Regions from separate parts of the Mus musculus genome. Here region 2 is linked to region 1. Evidence: chromatin loops called from intact Hi-C (ENCODE). Cell type or tissue: left cerebral cortex. All regions are shown on one strand. Each heading gives the region's core, and the rest is flanking DNA. Links, peaks and the distances in the headings are about the cores only.

Region 1 (10,442 bases), core at 1,596-9,595:
GAAGCAGACAGAAAGACAGACATACAGAGAGAGAGAGAGACAGAGGAAGACAGAGATGGAGAAACAAAGAGAAACAGACAGAAAGACATACAGAGAGAGAGACAGAGGAAGACAGAGAGACAGACACAGAGTCAGACACAGAGAATGAATAACAGATGCTATGACAAGAGAAGGCAGGAGGGGAGAGTGGAGTCGGGGAGGAGCACTCTGTCATTTTAAGTGAAGAGTTCTAGCAGATCTTTCAGAGGTGATGCTTGAGCCAGGAGACAGGAAGAAGCCATGCTCAAGTGTGGAAAGTAAGCTGGAAGTAGTCTGCCCAAGGGCAAGGAGGGCGGCTGATGAAGCTGGAATTAAAGGGCCAAGGGAGGTAGCTTTCAGGGTGTGGGCTCTGCCTCTGAATGAGGCCTTGTTTGAGATCACTTCCACAACAGCATGGCTATCACACCAGCTTGTTCTCATACACTCTGGCTGCCAGAAATCTCTACCGCCTCACCCCTCCTCCACTATGCTGGAAACCAGGAAACCAGGTTCCCCAGAACGGTGCAGTCTGAAGGACCCATTTTAGTGCTACACTCACTCCACTGAGCTAAGATTGAAAACCCCCAAATTGCCAAGTTGCTGAGCACCCCAGGCGACCTGGGCGGGTCTAACTGCTAATGAGCAGTTTCTCATTGGCTGCCAACTGACTCCCGCACAACCTTTGGTCTCTCAGAGTGGCTTCCCTTCTTATTCCCTCCCTACCTGTGATGGTTTGAATGAAAATGGCCCCCACAGCCCATAGGGAGTGGCACAATTGGGAGGTGTGGCCTTGTTGGAGTAGGTGTGGCTTGCTGGAGGAAACCGGTCAGGAGGAGTGGGCTTTAAGATTTCAGAAGTTCCTGAGTTCAAATCCCAGCAACCACATGGTGTCTCACAACCATCTGTAATGAGATCTGATGCCCTCTACTGGTGTGTCTGAAAGACAGCGACAGTGTACTCTTACTTATGGTATCTTAGATTCCAGTACCCTCTACTGGTATGTCTGAAGACAGCTACAGTGTACTTAGATATAATAATAAATAAATCTTAAAAATAAAAAAAGAAGAAGACCTTGATGTTCAAGCCAGGCCTAGTGACTTGTTCTCTCCTCCGGTTGCCTGGGGATACCAGATGTAGACCTCTTGGCTCCTTCTCTAGCACCATGTCTGCCTGCACCCTGCCATGCTTCCTGCCAAGATGACAATGAACTGAACCTCTGAACAGTAAGCCAGGCCTAATTAAATGTTTTCCTTATTTAGAGTTGTTGTGGGTCACGGTGTCTCTTCACAGCAATAAAACTAAGACAGTCTCATAAGCTGAGTTGTGGGTTGCTGGCTTAGGCCTCAATGCACTACCAAAGCCTCTTCCACTCCAGGTTTCCTTCTCTTCTTTCTGGGCTAAAGCAGTCACCTGTGCTGGCTTCCACTTGTGTGACTGACCCACCACCAGCACCTGGATTTCCAGACAGAAGTGGTTCCCTGAGAGCAGGATAGCCCATCTGCTGTGAAGTGGTTCCCAGAGAGCAGGATAGCCCACCTGCTGTGAAGTGGTTCCCTGAGAGCAGGATAGCCCACCTGCTGCGATGCCTGAGGTACCCACTTCCTGTTACCTTTCCAGTCAGACTGGTCCTAGTGTTACTCATGCATGCCCAGCTCTGTAAGCTGCAGGCCCACTGCTCTTTCTGGTCCTTCTATCTAGAATGTTCTCTCCCTAGGACTCTTCACAGGACTTCTCCACTGCACTTAAGTGACGGCTGGCGTGCTACCATGCAACCTGGCCCAGGAAAGGGGTATAACTCTAAAATTTGTTATGTAAGTGTTTGAAAGGACTGTTTTTCTTCTTGGGTGTAGAAAAGCATGCTCATCTTTATGAATGTAAATAGGGCATTTAAAAACACAGCATTCTCTCCCTCGGGGAGATGGCTCAATGGTTTAAGAGCACTGACTGCTCTTCCAGAGATCCTGAGTTCAATTCCCAGCATCCATCTGTAATGGGATCCAATGCCTTCTTCTGGTGTGTCTGAACTGAGCAACAGTTCATACATACATACATACATACATACATACATACATACATTTTAAAAACCATGGCACTCATGTGGTCAATACCTTCAATACTGACTAACTGTAATAGTACGAGGGTGAGATAGAACCTTTCTTAACACAGCGCATAGCAGTCAGGGAGCACCATCTTCCACTACACAGACAACGGGCCCAGCACTGTGCACAGGCACTCTAAGGAAGAGACATATATGGACACACCTAGCTCCCCACCCTCGAATCAGACATTCCCAACGACAGACCAAAGTAATGGGTACCTTCCAGGCCTTACTGCCTAGCAGGAAACCACAAAATTACTAATTTACGAGCCAAAAACAGCATCTGGGAAGGCAGCAGGCACTGCCAGGGTGGGGGCCCAGAGCAGGTCTACACACTGCATGCCTGCTCACTCCATCCCTAAGTACATGTTTGCAGTGATAAGACAAGCCTTACTGTGTTTAAGAATGGACTTAATTAAACAATGTTGAGTAGTGACTCCTTTCATCTGGTGTGTGTGTGTGTGTGTGTGTGTGTGTGTGTGTGTGTGCTGGAGCCAGAGATAGCCTGAGCCCCTGCGTCTGCCCTGTTCTTTCCTGTGCAAACAATACCCACAATAAGGTTTAATTTCTAAGGCATGAGGAGAGATTATAATGACTGATGATAACATACAGCAGGTTCCACAACACACTGCAACCATGTGAATGGAGTTTTCCATTCGATGTGGCTAGACCGTTGTACTAGGCTGTGCCAGAGGCAACTGAAATGGAGGAAAGAAAACTCAGTCGGAAGAAGAGGGCTGTTGCAGTTAAACATGTGCACTGTGTCTTTTCCACAGAGGACTCAGGGCAGCTCCTGTGAATGCAAAATGCACAGGAAGAGGAGCTCCCAAGGATGGAACTGGCTCCAGAGATGACCCACCTCAGGGAAAGCCTAGGGCAGTGTCTTTGTTAGGGTTTCCATTGCTGTGAGGAGTCGCCATGACCGAGGCAACTCTTATAAATGACAACATTTAACTGGGGCTGGCTTACAGGGTCTAAGGTTCAGTAGATTATCATATGAGAAACATGGCAACCTCCAGGCGGGCATGGGGCTGCAGGAGCTGAGAGTTCTACATCTTGTTCTGAAGGCAAACAAGAGGAGATTGGCTTCCAGGCAGCTAGGAGGGTTTCAAAGCTCACCTTCTCAGTGACACACTTCCTCCAACAAGGCCACACCTACTCCAACATGGCCCTACCTCCTAATAGTGCCACTCCCTGGGCCAAGCATATTCAAACCACCACAGGCATGGTGATCTCTAGGCTGCTGTGGGCGATGCCACATCACTGTGGATGAAGCTTCTGTGTGAACGAAGCCACATACTTACTTGTTCACGTCTTTATTTAAACACATAAGGTTGATTGACATAAGGAAGGCAGGACACCCCTTGTTCCAGGATGGAGTATGGTGCCTTGGAGAGGGGAAGGGATCCACCCAGCATCACAGGTTGGAAAGGCTTCAGGGATACAAAAGGCTCAACTCTATCGGCAGGGACATGGTGACAGGAACATACAACAGGCAATGTATCCTGTGGTCCCCACAGAGGTTACAAATTCATTCTGCAGCTATCAAGACCAAAAGCTGTCAGTCACTGGATCAGCTCTGGGTTGGCTCCGTGATTTGGGAGCAGTCAGGCCTGGGGATGGCAGAGCCGAGTCCCCTTGGCAAGATAAGCTGGAGGGTGCTCAGGTGACCCAGGCAAATAGGCCCCTTCTCTGGGAACAGCCATAGTGACCCCATAGTGGCTGCATGGGGGTCTGAGCTGCACCAGTTGGATTCCCCTGGTGGAAATGCAACTCCATGCAAGAGGAAGGAGACTAGAGCTAAGAAAATGAAGCATGTGACAGTCCACAAAGCCCCACAGCCACGCTGGCCCCATGTAGCACAGAAGCCCAGTGGCCCACGTTTCCTCAGGCTGTTCAAAGGACAACTAGCAGACAAGGGCAGAGCAGTACCAGCTGTAAACACAACACCCGGCTGTCCCCGGTGGAGGACAATGGCTCCTCTGAGCTGCCTTTCTCTGCTCTCCATCCACCATCCACGGGGTTAAAGTGCAGTATAACGAGCTGCCTCCATCCTTGCCCTGGCTCTACGCCAGCTGGGATGGCTTTTATACTAGACTTCCCTCACCTGTTCTGACATCCTTCCTATATGTTGTCCCCGTACCTCTACAGTGAGAGGTGGGTATTGTCAGTTCCCTAGACAGCCACAGAGTCACCTCAGTGTTTCGTATATGGGACGGATCGGGGTGGGGGGTGGGGCTGCTGTGCAGAAGAGGGAACTTCTAAAGAGGTCTTGAAGATACTGTGGAAGTGGGGTGGGCAGTAGCGGAGACACAGCTAACACAAAGCCATGAAGGAGGGGGTGCTGCGAGAAGTGGGGTGCTGGAGAGCAGAGACTCGCAGGGGAAAGTTTGAATGCCAGACTGGAGAGTGAGGGTTCCAGGGTGCTCATGGTCCCCTAACAGGAGACACTAGGGTACACATCTTGTTTACTCAATGCAGCAAGGAAAACATGGCCCCCCAGGCTGGCAGCAAAGTAGTGTCCAGCATAACAGAGAACACGCAAAACCTCACAGTCTTTCTACCTAAAATGCTTCGCTGACTACTCCCCAAACCCCAGGGGGTCTGGGACATCAAGAGTTATCTGAGACCCCACCCCACCCCCAGCTTCACATCCTCTGAGAGCAGCCCTGGCTGCGGGCAGGCAATCCACGTTGTCTCTATGGGGCTGGTCCTGCTTCTGCGTAGGCAGGCTGGCACCCCAGGAGCACTCCATCAAAACAACGTCTCCCCTGTTGGGCACTTCCCTACGCCTCACAGTCTCATTCAGTAAACGCTGCACTGGATGGATGCTACGCGCCCCCAGACACGCTGGCTACGGCCAAGGCATCATTTATTGCTAACTGCTTCTAATTTCCATGCACGCAATTTCCATCCTCCGTTCAATTATTTTTCATCCTAAGGGCTTTCAACTAAGACAGTGCTGCCTGTAATGTGTGAAAAATTAAATGGCTGAACATTATCTTACGCTCACAGGCCTCGGCAGCTGCGAGCATGCCCTCTCGGGCATCATCCGCGCCCCCCCACCCCCAGCTTTCATTTCCATTTTAGAGGTGGGGGGGGTGGGCTGAGCTCAGCTAGACCAAGGGATGGATTGGTGTGCCTGGTGCCTCCATGGAACCTCTCCGAGGGTGGAGGTGGGGTGGGGTGGGGGGTAACCCAGTGCTCACTCTTTCTCTTTTTTCTTGCTTGGAACATCAGAATTAGAGGCTGTGTCTCAGACTAAACAGGGCTCAGGCCTCAGTGCGTTTTCTGAGTTGCCTGAAACTGATACGCTCTCTGCTCTGGGACTGTCTTTGGCCCTCTTCTCCCAACCCAGATATTCTCTCCTGGAGAGAGAAGGGACGCCAAGACATACGCAACTTAAGACTTGGAAGCTCAGAAAGTTACAAGGCTCATAAGGCTCCGACCGAGATTTTAACAGCAGGAAATAACCACTAAGAGAGTGGGGGAGAGACAGTGTGACTAGGTCGAGCCACCCGCAAGCTGTGCGGGAGGCTACAGGGATGAAGCCTTCTGCGTGATCACCCATGCTGTGGTGGGCTTTTCAGTGAGGCAGTGGCCTCTGAGTCACCCGTGCTCCTCTAGGTAAACCCAGCTAAAGCTGGGTTTGGGTGGAGTCATTTTTCTGATCTGTCATCAGTGCCCTATCTGGGTTGAGTAGATGTTTGTGTCTCCCAAGGGAGTCACACAACAGCGTGCAATGCAAGACAGTGAACACTTTGAACAGTTGGTGCCCACCAAAGCGTAGCTCGCACCTCCCTCCCATAGTGCTCTGCTGCACGGAACACAGCAGAAGGCATGAAGACGACTCATAAAAGAAAAGTGCAGTTTACCTGCTAGCCACTAGAGTGCAGTCGATTTCTGGCCGCTTTGTTTTGGGAATGGCATACAGTGGGTACCTGTCCCCATGGCGAATGAACACATGAACGGAGACCAGCTTATAATGATGCGGGGCATGACCTGTGAGAGAGACACATCTTCTAGTCACCACACAACAAGCAAGTGTTTTAGCAAGGGCGTCTATGCCCAGGCTTGGGGGCTGAGGAGGTAGAACCCAGGGCAACCCAGAAATGGCAGAGCTGCTACTCAGGACCTTGACCTGTAGGGAAGGCTGCTGTGCTGGGTGGGTGATGCTGAAGAACCCCCACAAGCTGAGACAGAGGTTCATGGGAGGGGCTGACATGCCCCAGAGCCCCCAAAGTCATCAGCTGAAGGCCAGTGAGATGTGCACGTGGTGACTAATGTCTCATGTGCACAGACTGGGGGAGGCTCACAAAAATCCTAGCAACAGACTTCTGCTTTAAGTCCTTCGGGAAACACAGCAGGATACAAATGCACGCATCCCACACCACCCTATGATACACTTTGAGGAAAGTCAAACTTGATTCACATTCCTTTACAGCAAGACTTGTAGGCCCTGTGCACATGCTAAGCATACGGTAGATTTGCTCTGAGAAGCCGAGTTGCCAAAGGGATGGGCCAGCCTCAAGCCCTTGTCTGCCTTACCCACATCTCCTCACCAGACACCGAGCAGTGTGCTAAGACCAGGAGCTCATCCTAGGCACAGTGGCTGCAGAATTTGAGTCCAGGCCAGCCAGCTTCTTATCACTGTTTGATGCTGCTTAGAGAACTTTGTCCCCAGGATGTCTACTTGGGTCCTGAGGCCCAGGCTACCCAGACAGCGACAGGTCATACACTGGGTCTACCTTCCATGCTGTGCTCCGCTACGCTTGGAATGTTGCAGTACAGAAGAGCTTCATAAACCGGGTCTACGGTGGGAGGCTCTGTCACTGGGTCAGGCATGATCCTCTTTCGACTCTTGCTGCTTCCTCCATTCTTTGTGGCAGACACTGGGATCAAGTGGACTGCAAAGAAAGAAGAGTGACTAAAGGAGATGCTAGATCAGCTGTCGTGGCCACAGACGGCTGAATGTCACAGGGGTGCTCACTCCTTCAGTTAGGGTGGACCCTAGAGGAACTAGAAGTCAGCCTGGGTCTAACTGAGTGACAGACCCCCCTCAGCATGGGCCAGGATAACCTAGTCCTCACTCTCGAGTTACTGGAACTAACTGTGCACGAGGACACAGCCCCTCTTCTCAATAAGCTTTTAGCTCCCATAACTATATCGGGGGGGGGGGGGGTGATCACTGTCTACTGGCGCCTGTTAAGTGCTAAATGGAGTGTGTGTGTCACACCTCAATTAATACCATCCGACCACATTCCGTGCTCCCTAGAGCCCTATATTGGGAATCTGCTCACTAGTCCTCATGAGACTGCTTCACAGAGGAGAGCCTTGGACCCCTGACTGGCTCCTACTCATCTCCCTGGGCTGGCTCTCCCCAGTCGCCTGTGGGTGTCGAGTGTCATGCAATGTGTAATGGCTTGTCTACTCGGCATCCATCTTTCTATCAGTGAGCCCCGGGCCCTGTGGGAGACCGGCTAAGCTATCAGTGACAGTATTCACCTTGGCAGGGTGGACACGTGACCAGAATCCGTGAAGGCAGCGACAGGGCAACTGTAATGCTTTTTCCTTGTGACTGAGAGGGCCTCTCCCTGTTCAGGTTGGGGCTGTGCAGCCATCTGTCTGTCTGTCTGTCTGTCTGTCTGTCCACAGACAGCCTATCTCAGTAGTCCCCAGTCCTTCCACGACTGGGAAGTGGTTTTGCAGCATCACAGAGTTTCGAGAGACCCCCACGGTAGCAGTCACATTTGTAGCATTGACTAGGGTAGGTTATGCTTGCAAACAAGTGAGCCCACAAACCTGGTTAACTACTAAAGGTTTACCAACCACATAACAAAAATATATTCACAAATATTATGTAGATACACATACCCAAACAATGGCTGAAACAGAAACTAATCACTAGTCTACATCAGATTAAGTTCCCTAATTTCTTCTACATAAGTATCTGAAAGATTCCCTTGTCAAACAGATGTTATTTTTAAAAAAAAAAGATGAAAGACAATGAATACACTAAGAGAAAAACATTTGCAACATACATAACAAACAATGACTGATACCCCAAGTACAGAAGAACACTACAACTGAAGACTCAGTACAGGATACAAACAGGCAAAGTGCAAATACCAACACAACAAAACATGAACGAATGCGCAAGCTAGTAACTACAGAAAGGCAAGAGAAAATTACCAATGAGATCTATGCCCCGCCCCCCAGATTGAAAAAGAACACTTGAACAGTAACACCACAGGCACATAATGAAGTTGCACTGTTAGGAAGTGTGGCCTCGTTGAAGTAGGTGTGTCACTGGGGGGGGGGCTTTGAGGTTTCAGATGCTCAAGCCAGGCCCAGTGTCACTCTCTCTTCCTGGGGTCTTTCAGATATAGAACTCTCAGCTACCTCTCCAGCACCATGTCTGCATGCAGCCATGTCCACCATGATGACAATAGACTAAACCTCTGAAATTGTAAGCCAGCCCCAATTAAATGTTTGCCTTTATAAGAGTTGCTGTGGTCATGGTATCTCTTCACAGCAATAGAAACCCTAAGACATGGGTGGGTTGTTTGGTTTTGGCTCACAGTTTGAAGGATCAGCCCATCATGGAAGACATGGCCACAGAGGGAGCTGGTCACATCCCATCCCGTAACAGAAAGCAGAGATTGTCATATGTGCTCAACTAGATTTCTCCTCTTATTTGATGCAGACCTCAGCCCACAGAGTGCTACTACTCACATGTAGGGTGGGGTTTCCCTCTTCAATTAATCTAACCTCGATAATCACTCACATATATTCCCAAAGATTTGTTTCCATGGTGATTCTAAATTCCATCAAACTGGCAACAAAGATTAACCCTTACAACTCTACTCGATGTCCACTTGATATCCAAACACACCACCTGGAAGGCCAAACCTCTCTCTCCTTATTCTCAAAGACTCATTGCCACCTCACAATGCAAAATACATTCAGTCCAACTTCAAAGTCCCCATAATCTTTAATAGTTCCAACACTGTTTGAAAATCCAAAGTCCAAATATCACCTGGGACTCAGAGCAATCGTTTAACTGAACTCAAACAAAACAAGAAATAAGTTATATATTACAATGTACAGTGGCACAGAATACAATTCCAAAAGGGAAGAATTGTGATACAGCAAGGAATGAGCAGGCCAAAACAAGACTGAACTCGAACAAGACAACTGTAAATGCTGCCGCTCTGTATCCAGCGTCTGGAGTTCTGGATGGAATTGTCTGGGTTCCAAAGCTCTTCAGAGGCCACACCCCTCTGGCCCCACACACTGCAGCATCTCTCAAATGACATCCTATGGCTCTTATACCTCTTGGGAACTCCACTGCAAATTCAGCCTTACCTTCATGTTTCCTACAATGGCTTCCCAGGCTTCCCTGAAGGACTGGCCCTCAGGATGCCTTCCCTGCTGTTCCTGCACATTAAGGGGTTGTTCTTTCCTGGTGATGGCCCCTAACAATTGTAGCTGATTCTTGCTTCCCTCCCTCCTGACCAAACGTCAGGTTTCCCAGCTCTTCTCCCTTCCACTCATCGCTTCTCACTGTAGACCTGGATAGAAGCAATGAGCAGTAACCATGGCATAGCTTGAGTGTTACCCCACCTTGAGACTTCCTCTGGGAAACAAGTCAGCCCCTTGCTTTCAAATTCAACTCTACCGTAGTTCTCAGGACACAGGTAGAATGCAGCCAGACTCTCTGCCAGAATATAACATGACTACGACCCTAACCCAGCTCCTCATGGAGTCTTTGTTTCCCTCTGAGGCCTCCCTGAGCCAGGCCACCACTCTCAGCATCTCTCAGCACCCTGTATTCCAAGTTCTCACCAGAATAGTCACAGACTTTTCTATACAAAAGCAGTTCCAAAGGCCACAAGGTCATATTTATCCCAGCGATGGCCTCGTTTCTCAGTGCCGATTTTCTGTATTGGTTACATGTCTCATGGTTAGGACACAATATCTGACAGAAGCAAGTATGGAAGGTCCAAGCTATTTTGGCTTACAGTCAAAGGAGAGACATTCCATCATGGCAGAGGAGGCATGGTGGCAAGAGCAGAAGACCAGCAGGCCACACTGCATCCCCACTCAGGAAGCAGAGAGGAATCCATTCTTGTATCTATCACCCCTCTCTCCTTTTCCAGGACCCCAGACCGTGGAATTAGGTACTATCTACACTTAGGGTGGGTCTTTGTACCTCAATTAGCCGAGTCTAGATAGTAGCCCCTCACAGACTTGCCCTGAGATTTGATCCCATGGTGATTTTAAATCCTATCAAGTTGACAAGATTCACCATCACACGGAGTAG
Region 2 (10,442 bases), core at 1,243-9,242, 52 kb after region 1:
AGTCTGCTGATTGGAAAGACGGGTCTCTAAAAAGCAAAGCGGGTAGGATAAACAGTATCAGACTGTTTATAAAGATGGTATAAATGATGTCCTTCCCCACAGGCAGAAAAGAAAAGAAGGGGGAGGAGAGGCGGGTCGACACCAAGCATAACAATTCTGAGCATACTCTGTCCTTTAAAGGTCTGGTTTCCATGCTAATGGCTACAGCTCTCCGCCAGAAAGGTGAGGTCGCACATAGTGACACAGAGGGTGGTGGCAAGGAGATGACAAAGAGATGCTTTGCAGACGCAACCGTGAATGTGCATGTTGAGAGCATGACTGTAAATATTAAGTGCATTTGTACGTTTCTATGGTTCCCTACGCTCTGGAGGGAGCCGAAGAAAGAATGGGAGAATATTCCAAGTCCTAAAAATCCAGAAGGGAGGAACTCGCCCCAGGAACTGAAGACTGTCTGTGTTCTACTTTAGGGGTACCCCAACTATCAGCTAATATTAGATATCTGAGTTCCCCAAACTCTCCTCCAACTCAGAGCTCCCAACACAGTGTAGGTGCCACCAAAGTACAAAGGGGAAAGGGGATGGAGGGATGCAGCCATGAGTGAAAGATGTGTGTGGAGGGATGTCCTAGCCGAAAGGAAACACTGCAGGCTGCCTCTTTGCTGCACGAACGACTGCACTAGGCTCAATCTGGCTTTGTTTTGTTGACTTTTAATCATCAAATTCTTCCATACTCCTGGGTTTGTCCCGCCCTTCATAAGAGATTGGTCTTTCACTAAAGACAGTGGCTTCCTCATCTGAGATGGGCTGGGGAAGCCTGCAGGTGCTAGGGATGAAGGAACGTGACACAAGAATGCATTCTGGTTTGGTGAGCAGCGAGGGGTCTCATCTTCTGGACCTTGAGTAGACCCTGCAGTGCATCCTGGGTTCACAGGTGCCCCCTAGAGGCTGACTTGAGGTAGTTCCAAGCTGATTGGTACCACTGGACCACTGGACCCTGCTCTGGGTGGCTGGCTCTCTCCCTCTGAAGGCTAGTCTCTTGTTTATTCCCTGAGTGCACAGGGCTCTAGTAGACAGGGCCCACAGCATCTCTAGAGGGAGGTGGCTCCCCAAGGCTAGACCCCTCTGACCAACCTGGTTCAGTGGACCAGATCCCCAGGGTACACTCCGGACACAAGCTTACAACAGCCAAATGTCTTCCCATCTGGCCATGACCATTTCGTAGACAGCTTCCCAGGCCTTTTAAGAACCAGAAGAGTGAGCCCAGAAAACGTTTCTTTCCATCACTGTGAGATCATTTTCTTCTAGCTCAGCGATTCTGCCCCTAAGCGGTAACCCCTATACCAGAATGTGGGCATTCTCCTTTCCTAGCAACCAGAGTCCTGTCGGGGACAGAACCGGGAGCTGAACTCTCTTCTGGATCGTTAGGACTCCACTGTTCTATCTTCTCTCCCACCCCTTTCATACAGTGGCATCTCTCTTTCTCTCCCCACCCTTCCTTTCTCACTCTCAAACTGCAGGCATTAATTAAACCCCTTCTAGAAAACAAGATTTTTTGCCAGCTGCAGGAATTCTGGCCAAACCTGAACAGAGACAGTCTGGGTGAGAAAGATAAGCTAATGACAACCAGGGCAGCACAGGTCCCCACAAACAAGTGGCACTCTGAATTCCAGCTGTCCCCAGATTCCCAAGAGAAGTGGATAGAGGCCCTACAGCAGGGACTCCGGGTATGTTCTTCCTCAAATTGGCCTTTCACATGACAAAAAGCTGGATTTTGCTTTCTCTGCCTAGCGAAAAACTACTCCTGATAGGCCAAAGCAATCCCCCCCCCCAACGCTGGACTCCCCCCCCCCCAGCAGAACTGTAAAACATACTGCCAGGAATGTACATGCAAGGGCACTCCAGGGCTGCCACGGTAACCAGGTCTGAGGTGGGTAGCACCCACCAGAGTGAGATCATCACAGCCTGAAGTGGGGAAGGTGGGGTTCTGCAAGGAACCCCCAACTCCTTACCAGCTTCCTCCATCAGCAGGCAGAGGTGGAGGATGTCCCAAGAAGCCAGGGCTACCAGGTGTGGTGGTACAAGTCTTTAATCCCAGCACTTGGGACCTGAGGTCAGCCTAGTGTACACGGAGTGCCAGGCCAGCCAGAATAAATGAATGAATGAATGAATGAATGAATGAATGAATGAATGAGAATGGTATGCAGAAGCTAGGTCCTCAGCCCAGGGTCTGCAGGATAAGTCTTGGTGGACTTTTCGCCTCTCAGTAGGCAGCCTTGAGGCCTCCCCAGAACTCCCATTATCCTCCCATTCCTATCTCTAGGGTGAAGAGAACTGTTTCGTTCTGTAAAAGTCTGGAATCTCCACTGAGGGACAGGTCCAGCTGTCAGAGCCTGACCTCGAAATTGAACGTTCTATCCCGTCTCTTCCCCTTCACACCCCGTCTTACCAGACAGAGAACTTGTCTCCAGCAGGAGAGACTTTAACATTTATATATATGTATATTCAGATCTGTTGGATTGAGAGATATTTTGAAAATACTACAGCCCAGTGGAAGGCATGGGTTGTGGGCTCAAGACAGATACATGAAGTTTGCTTTGTTTTTGTTTTTGTTTTTGTTTTTAAATAAACATTGAGTAACAGGCAGGGGCACCTGGCCAGGTCCTAAAGGTCACCCCAGCCCTGCAGGTATTCAATCCTAGCCAGAAGGACTCCTGAGAGCAGCCTATCACTGTGAGGACAGGAAGATTCATACAGGAAATTGAGAACACTCAGAAGGGCCCTACTGAGCCCCACTGTGTTCTTGGCTAATTACTTATCTATTCAATAGAAAAGGAATATTGAACTAATCACTACCAGAGCCATCAAAGAGAAACCACAGAGACAGGGCAGTCCTACAGCCCAGAGTGCTGTGCTCCAGGCGGTCCACGCTGCCACGGGTTCCCATCTGCAGCCTCCCAAGGTATCTGTGAGGGCAGGCTGGCCCAGAGCCAATCCTAAAAGAGAAATACCCTTTATATGTTCTTTCTCTGACTAGGCAATTAATTTAATCTAAGATTTAATGAAAGACCCCAGAAGGGAAGGGGTGAACGCACACGCTGGGCTGTCACCATGCCATCTCCACTTCTCTCCGGGGACCATGAGGCTTTCCAAGCCATCTGCTTTAAATCCTCTTCCCACAGATGTCACCACAGGGCACCAACACCTCTGAGGAGGGGGCTGGTGCCAAGCCCGACCGACAGTTCCAGAGGGTAGGCTGGGCTCATCACTGTCTAGTCCATAGTCAGGGTCCAGCCTGGGACTTGCCGCAAAGAGCAACAAATGTCCCTAAGCCATGGAACTCTCCCAGAGCCCCTCCTTGATCACTCACTCATCCCACATTTCCCTATCCACACCAGATCTGATCCAGATTCCTAACTGGTTTTTACCTGTTGAATGTTTAGGAAGCATCCTTGCCTTTCCACAAAGACACGGGCCCACCCTAGAGGGGACAGTTACGTTCCCAGAGCTGTGGTGAGAGAGTGGGGATGTGGCTCCATTTCCCCAGCATAGCTAAATCTTCCCCGATCCACAGGTACTACTGACAGCCAGTCACAGCAGCAAAGAAAACCTGCTCCATATTTGTGGGTAGCAAAGCCGGCTTCTTTTTAAGAAATCGCAACCTATCCAAGTTCACCAAGCAAAAGCAAGCAAAGAAGTAACCACACTGTCCTAAACAGAACACTGAGCAAGCATAACCTGCACGCGTGAAGTGGCCCTGGGCTGGGCCCAGGGTTCCTGCGCCGCAGGCAGCAGGTAGCTGGCGAAGCACCAGCCCCACCCCCGGGGCAGGCCCTGAAGTTGCAGCCCCTTTTTACCTGGACACTGCAGCTATGGGACAGCCGGGAGAAGGGGGACCCCGGAGCTCAGATTCCCGCTGAGTCGTTCAGCAGGAGCGCCTAGGCAGAATGGGACCCCGCTGGGGTGGCGGCGGGGACCGTAGGAGCAGAGCTGGGAGGGAGAGGCGAGCGGCAGGCAACCAGGAGGAGGTAGGCGTGGGAGGGCTTGAGGGAGAAAAGGGGGTGTGCGGGCAGGCTTCTAGGGTGCAGGGCTGAGAAAGGGGAGACGGATCGGAGGGCAGGGACCCCTCTCCAACGCGGGGAGGGTATGGGGAGAGGTGGCAACTGGGGAGCGCGTAGATAAGGGAAAGAGCTTGGTGGCAGGGCTCACACCCGCTGCTTGGAAGCCCGCCCCTGCCTCCGGATCTTGGCATCGCGGACACCTCTCCGGGGTCGCCCCCCAAGACCCTAGACACAAGCCCGCCTTGCGAGAAGCCTCACAACCGCTGGGACCCGGCGCGCACCACACTCACCGCCTACGGTCCCGGCCTCCGTCGCTGTGCGTAGGGATCTCCACCCGCAGCCAGCTCCTCCTGGCGGGAGTGCAGGCGGCGGTGGCGCGCGCAGGCCGCCAAACTCGGGGTTCCGCAGCGCCCCCTACCGGGACCGCCGGGTCCCTGCCCGGCCCGACGCGCTCAGGGCGCCCTGGAGCTCCGCCCCGCAGGCGGCCGTGCGGGACCAGCAGGCTGCGGCGACCCGCATCCCGGGCCTTGGAGGCACACATGGCCTGGAGTGTCCAAACAGTCATCCAGACAGGCTCCGGTCGCGCCGTCCGGGTCCGGGAAAGCGCGCGCACTCGGAGCGCACAGGGCCTATGCTCCTCCCTATGCCGGACTTAGGACCCGGGAGGGTGCCATGGCCCCAGGACACTGCCCTGGACCCGTCCCAGCCTTGGCTAGGGTGCTTTGTGACTGCGTGCCTAACTCCGCGCCGCGGATCTAGCTGCGGATGTGGGTCCTGCGGTGCCTCGTGGACTCAAAACTGGCATATCCTAGCCACCGTGCCACCTCCACCCAAGCGCCTGTCCCGCGCTTCTCTTCCGGCGCGGGCCACATCCGGCCTGTGTCTACTCTAGACCTGGCAGTAGTTTTGTCCCTAAAGGCCTGCAGGCATCCACCCTTGAGAGGTCGTGGCTGTGTCACGGGGGCGTTTCTGCATGACCCCAGGGCTGCCAGCCAAAGACCCGCGCAGCACTCGTTCTATAAAGCTGTGTTTGTGGGTCTTTTGTTGTTGTTGTTTCAAATGCTGTAAAAAAGGATCTCACCAACCACAATTGTGAGATTGCCTTTGTTGTCAGTTCTGGGACTACAGTGACACCCTTGTGCCTCTCTCAACTGCAAAAGAGGTGCGGTTTTGAGGGTAGCGCATCACTTGATTTTCCCTAACTCATTCGATAGTGACTAAATCAAAACACTTTATATTTTATCCATATTTTTACCTCCAATTTCTCCCCTCAAATCAGCTAGATTCTACTTCCCTAGCCTGCATTCCATTTACCCCCATGGTCCAGCCATCTGGAATGCCTTCTCTGTTCAATGCCTTGATGGCCAGCTGGCACTTGCCTGAGGACACTAGTTACTATCCCTCTCACCCAATTACCCAGGCTCAACACCACCTTCAGCCTGCTTATCCCTTCAGTACTAGCGACAGCTTTCTCCAATACGTGAGCATGAAATCTCACTCCCCGTTAAATTCCTACTTGGGCTGGCCCTCAAGGACCACCACAGTCCAGGCATCCTATCCAACACAGACTCTTCCTTCTCGCCACGGACTCTTGACAGTTCTGCTCTAATTCCAAGTTCCACTCCTTCACAAGTCACACAGGCTGCAGATGACAGACAACTCCATCCACACTAGCCCAAAGCAAAATACATACATACATACATACATACATACATACATACATACATACATACATACATCAGAAAAGGGGGTTAGGGCAGGGCTTGTCAGCTTCAGGCCTGGAACTTGACCCCAGATGCTCAGCTTTGCTTTCTCTCAAGTCTACTACCCTTTCAGGAACACGGGAGTCTCCAGCCGACGCAGGCTCGCAACTCTGCCTCCACCACAAACCCAGCCTCTCTCTGCAAACTACCCAGGCCTGATTTTGTTCTGGATGGAGCCCTTGTGGGTCTGTGCCACATCTTCTGTAACCCATAGGCGTATGTTCCCTTTCTTGGCTACTTACTTACCCTTCCCATGGGATATGTAGACAGTCTTAGGTTCAACATGACCACAAGAGGATGAAAGGTGACTCGGGCATCATTTCTCTACAAAAATTTGCCACTATCCCACTCGACTGGGGTATTCTCCACTATTCTTCTGGAAGTGGGAACAGGTCTCCTCTGCCTGAATCTTCCTCCACGCGGCACTTAGAGTTTCCATCGTTGCACCTTCCTACAATCCAGGTTAATACCGGATACCACGATCATCTTTCCCTCTTTCCTTCAACCTCTATTCCCTGAACACTTCGACATTTTTCCCACTCTGGAGAAAGCATTCCACCTCCTTTCCTGAGGGTCTTTAAGGGTTGAAGGGTTTCCAGGGAAGGGAAAAGGAGAGGTTCCTACAGGGGAGAATGGCAAGCCTCCCTCTGCAGTGATAAAATAGGGTATCTGTCTGAGGCAGCTGGAGCCACTTGGCTAATGGCTGGGGAGGCAGTGCCAACGAGTGTAGCTCCCAGATATCCTCAAGCAGGAAGCGGGAGCAGATTTCTCTCATGCCAGATACCAACATAATACTGGTTATCCAAATACATGATCCAAGTTATCCCCTACTATCCTCCAAGTGAAATAAAAATTCTATTTCTCTGGCCCTGGCAACCAAGAGAGTCCTGACTAGGACAAGCCCCCAACCCAGCACAGTGTCACACGCTCCTGAAAACAGTGCCTGTCACCTTCATTACTCATTTGCTAGAGCAGCGAACTGTGCCCCTGGATGACCATAAAACAGAGAACTAGCACGGTGCCAGGACTCACACCCTCCCCCTTGAACTGTTTGCTACAGGAAAACACCCACCATTTATTGAATGAAAGCTGAGCCCACCTGTCCTCTAAAAACATTGGGCAGCACCAAGTCTTGAATAGTCTACTAGGCAGCACACGCTGCCACATTGCCCCAGCATCCCTAGTTGGACTGGAGTAGCCATCAGCGGATGAACACCTTCAAGGCCATCTCACCCCTGGAGCAAAAAGCCTGCAAATATTTGCACAGCCTCCTTTGTCTGGGGACTTACAAAACCTGCTCCCTGTCCCCTCCCTTCTTACAGGGCCACATTGCCACAGGGTGCCTAGTCTGAGTTAACAAACCGCCATGCCAACGGTCTTCCTAGGGAGAAAAACAGGTTGCGTTATTTGAACCAGTTTCTACATTGCAAAGACCTGAATTGCTCACAATTCCGCCTTACTGCCAAATCTATTGACACCACAAAATATTTCTGTGCTGCCTACCACCATATTCAGATGGACAATATTATTTCCAAATTCTCTTCACCGTGGGTTTGGTTTTCTTTGGTGATAGCTAGAATGTCCATTCACTACAGGAATGTGGAGAAATACTAAGTGCTCAAATATTAAAGGTTAAGATAAAAAATTATTCAGGATAGATTTCTTGTTGATTCATAGAGCAGAGAGCATCAGACTGACTGGCATATTTATATTAAATGGAAATTGCCCTGTCTACCCCACATCTGCAACCCCAGCACCTTGGAGAGAGAAATACCTTGCAAAAGGTTAAAGGTCTGTTTCTTCGGTGGCTGCAGAGCTGCTGCCTAACACAAGCTCCTGGTTTAGAGAGGCAGACCCTCCCCCAGCTCCAGGGTGGTCTATCCTCATTTATGCATGCACGGTTCTTTGTCCCTACTACCAGCTGTGGTCCCTTCCCCCACCCCCAACAAGCTTATTATAAAAGCCCCTTCCCACTCCTGAGAGCAACGAAGGAGGGTGAACTCATTTTCCCATCTATCTGGGGGAAATTTAATTATAAAGTCAAATCTGGAAGAACAGAGCACAAAATAACCACATTAAATAAAGATAAAAGAGGGCTCTGAACCTGACTGTGAGCCAAAAGAAGAAGAAAAAATAATCACACAAAAAAAATTAGAGTAATTCAGTGAATCATAGATCTAAATACTCTTTTTTTGTCCTCTAGACTCTCAGCCCAACTGAAAGATCTCAGGACAACCAAAGCAAGCATTGAATGAACTCACAGGAATCACCTTTAGAAATCATAAAAAGAGAAGGACTGTGGCAAGCCGTGTATCAAAAACGGTCAAGTTTATAAAGTAAGCACTTTATAAAAGCCAGGCGAATGGACAGATGAACTGAGTCCTGCCTTCTCATTTTACAATAAGAAGCTATGCAGAAAGGAGAGATGAAGGACCCAGCAGAGATTTCTGAACTTTGTAGTGACATGAGCTACAGCAACTGGAATTGAGAGTCCATGAGAAAGACAGACCACAGAACTCCCCTAGGGCCCAAAGTAGCAAGATGGAAGCTAAAATAGTTAAAAATACTTGGTGTTGTTGCCAATTCATGCAGAAGTCTATGGCCAGAAGGAGAACTGAAGCCAAGAATAATCAACTTGCCCCAAAGTCACCCACCAAGTGGGCTGTGGAGATAGTGAGGGCTAGAATCCAGTCCTCTGGACACTTCAGGGCGCTTTCACTGGTCCTGGGTTTGCAGAATGAAAACAAAAACAAACAAACAAAAAAAGACAAAACATCACAGCAGCTCCACAGAGGAGTCAAACAAATTTGATTCGAAACTCTTCAAAAAACCAGATACGGAGCCACCGTGTGTCCAGGTCATTTATTATATGCTTGGGCACTGGCTGAGTTGGCCTCTGACATTCTTTGACCCCAGCCTTCTCTGTTGAGCAATAGACCAGAACGTTCGGGTGTTTATTCAGTGATTCAACTTGATGCACAGAGCACCACAGAATCTCAGGTCAAGAGCTGCACTGGTGCTCCCTGTCTGAGGGACAGCATTCCTCTGAGGGACAGCATTCCTGTTACCTCCCTTGGTCTGTATGCTAGAACCATGTGTCATGGTTTGAATATGAAGTACTGCCCCAAAGGATCATGTGCTGAGGTTTGGTCCCCAGTTGCTAGTGCTATTGGTGATTAGATCACGAGGGTCGGATGATTAACCCACTGAAGAGCTCATAATTGAATGGGCAATAAGGAGATGAGACCTAGATGGATGACATATGTCACTGAGGTGTGCCTTTGAAAGATAGATCTTTTCCTCAGACCATTCTTGCTCTCTTTGCTTCCTGGCCACCATGAGTTGAGCAATCTGGTTCTGCCACGTTTCCTTCTTCCCTGATCTTTGGCTTCTGTTTCTTTATGGCTCAGAAACAATGACCAGCCAACCACGGGCTGAAGCCTCTGAACCTGTGAGCGTAAATCACTTTTCCCTTTAAACTTTTTTTTTAATCACATTTTTCCAGGAAGAATGTTACACAAAAAGAGCTTAATGGATGATTCTTTTTTTTAAAAAAAAAGATTTATTTATTTATTTACTTATTTATCTTATGTATATGAGTACACTATAGCTGTGTTGTGAGCCATCATGTGGTTGCTAGGAATTGAACTCAGGACCTCTGCTCGCTCCAGTCCAAAAATATATTTATTGTTATATGTAAGTACACTGTATCTGTCTTCAGACACACCAGAAGAGGGCACAAGATCTCATTACGGATGGTTGTGAGCCACCACGTGGTTGCTGGATTTTGAACTCAGAACCTTTGGAAGAGCAGTCAGTGCTCTTAACCACTGAGCCATCTCTCCAGCCCTTAATGAGTGATCCTAATAGCCATTAGAAAAGTAAGAAACTTTTATGTCCCTCTACCAAAGGTAGTTAACCCAACAAGGGCCCATATTCTCTAAGCCCCTTCCCTATTTTGTGATGTGACTTTGTCCAAGCCTAGAGATTGCTCAGTGCTACTGGCTAGTCAGTATTAACGCCATACGCTGTGCTCTCACAAATGGCAAAACAGTTACCACCTGTGCTAGGATTAAAAGATGGAGGCCATCTTTGCCATGGCTGCTTGCTAACTCAGTCTGGGTTCTAGGGTACCCTTTTTGCAAAAAAGAAATGGCCTTGCTTGGTCACAAATAAATCTTTTTTTTTTTTTTTTAAAGATTCATCCATTAAGCTCGTTTTGTGTAACATTCTACCTGGAAAAATGTGATTTAAAAAAAAAATTAAAGGGGAAAGTGATTTATGCTCACAGGTTCAGAGGCTTCAGCCCATGGTCTGTTCGCTATTTCTGGGCCATGAAGAAATAGAAGCCAATGGCTTTACTTTTACCTGTGTGGCTTTTTGTGCCACACCAAAATTATTCTTTCAATTTGAGGGCTCGTCCTGGACTTCAACTTCCTTTGGGAGAGCGTTCGGATCCCTTCCCTTGGTGACGTGTCTCATGCCATGCTGTGGTGGTTCTCAGGTGAACTCTACTCTTTATTTACATCAGCCACAACTCCAGAATGAAAAGTTTCTTTACAACAAGAAAAAGGGTTCAGGAAAAACACCAAGGAGACCAGGTAATGTTTGTGTACAGAGCC

The links. Peaks named below come from ENCODE experiments on the same cell type or tissue, not always from the same donor. Only the 100,000 strongest peaks of a DNase experiment are listed, where the experiment ranks them.
Region 2: a loop joins it to region 1, with 7 times the contacts of the local background. A loop is called at or near these places in 17 of 42 quality-filtered maps.

The regions. Positions count from the first base shown.
Region 1 is chr9:96,833,095-96,843,536 of GRCm38, forward strand. It overlaps Pxylp1 (2-phosphoxylose phosphatase 1), which reads right to left. Exons shown (of 6, transcript NM_001289647.1): 3 at 6,865-7,023; 4 at 5,992-6,118. Among named protein-coding and RNA genes, the nearest start is that of Pxylp1, 51 kb to the right of the region's middle. In left cerebral cortex, for the core only: a CTCF peak has its summit at 6,012; DNase peaks (open chromatin) are centred at 5,979 and 6,499; H3K27ac peaks cover 603 bases.
Region 2 is chr9:96,885,012-96,895,453 of GRCm38, forward strand. It overlaps Pxylp1 (2-phosphoxylose phosphatase 1), which reads right to left and starts at 4,463. Exons shown (of 6, transcript NM_001289647.1): 1 at 4,348-4,463. In left cerebral cortex, for the core only: a CTCF peak has its summit at 4,475 (motif pointing left); DNase peaks (open chromatin) are centred at 3,955, 4,443 and 4,805; H3K4me3 peaks cover 2,299 bases; H3K27ac peaks cover 1,431 bases.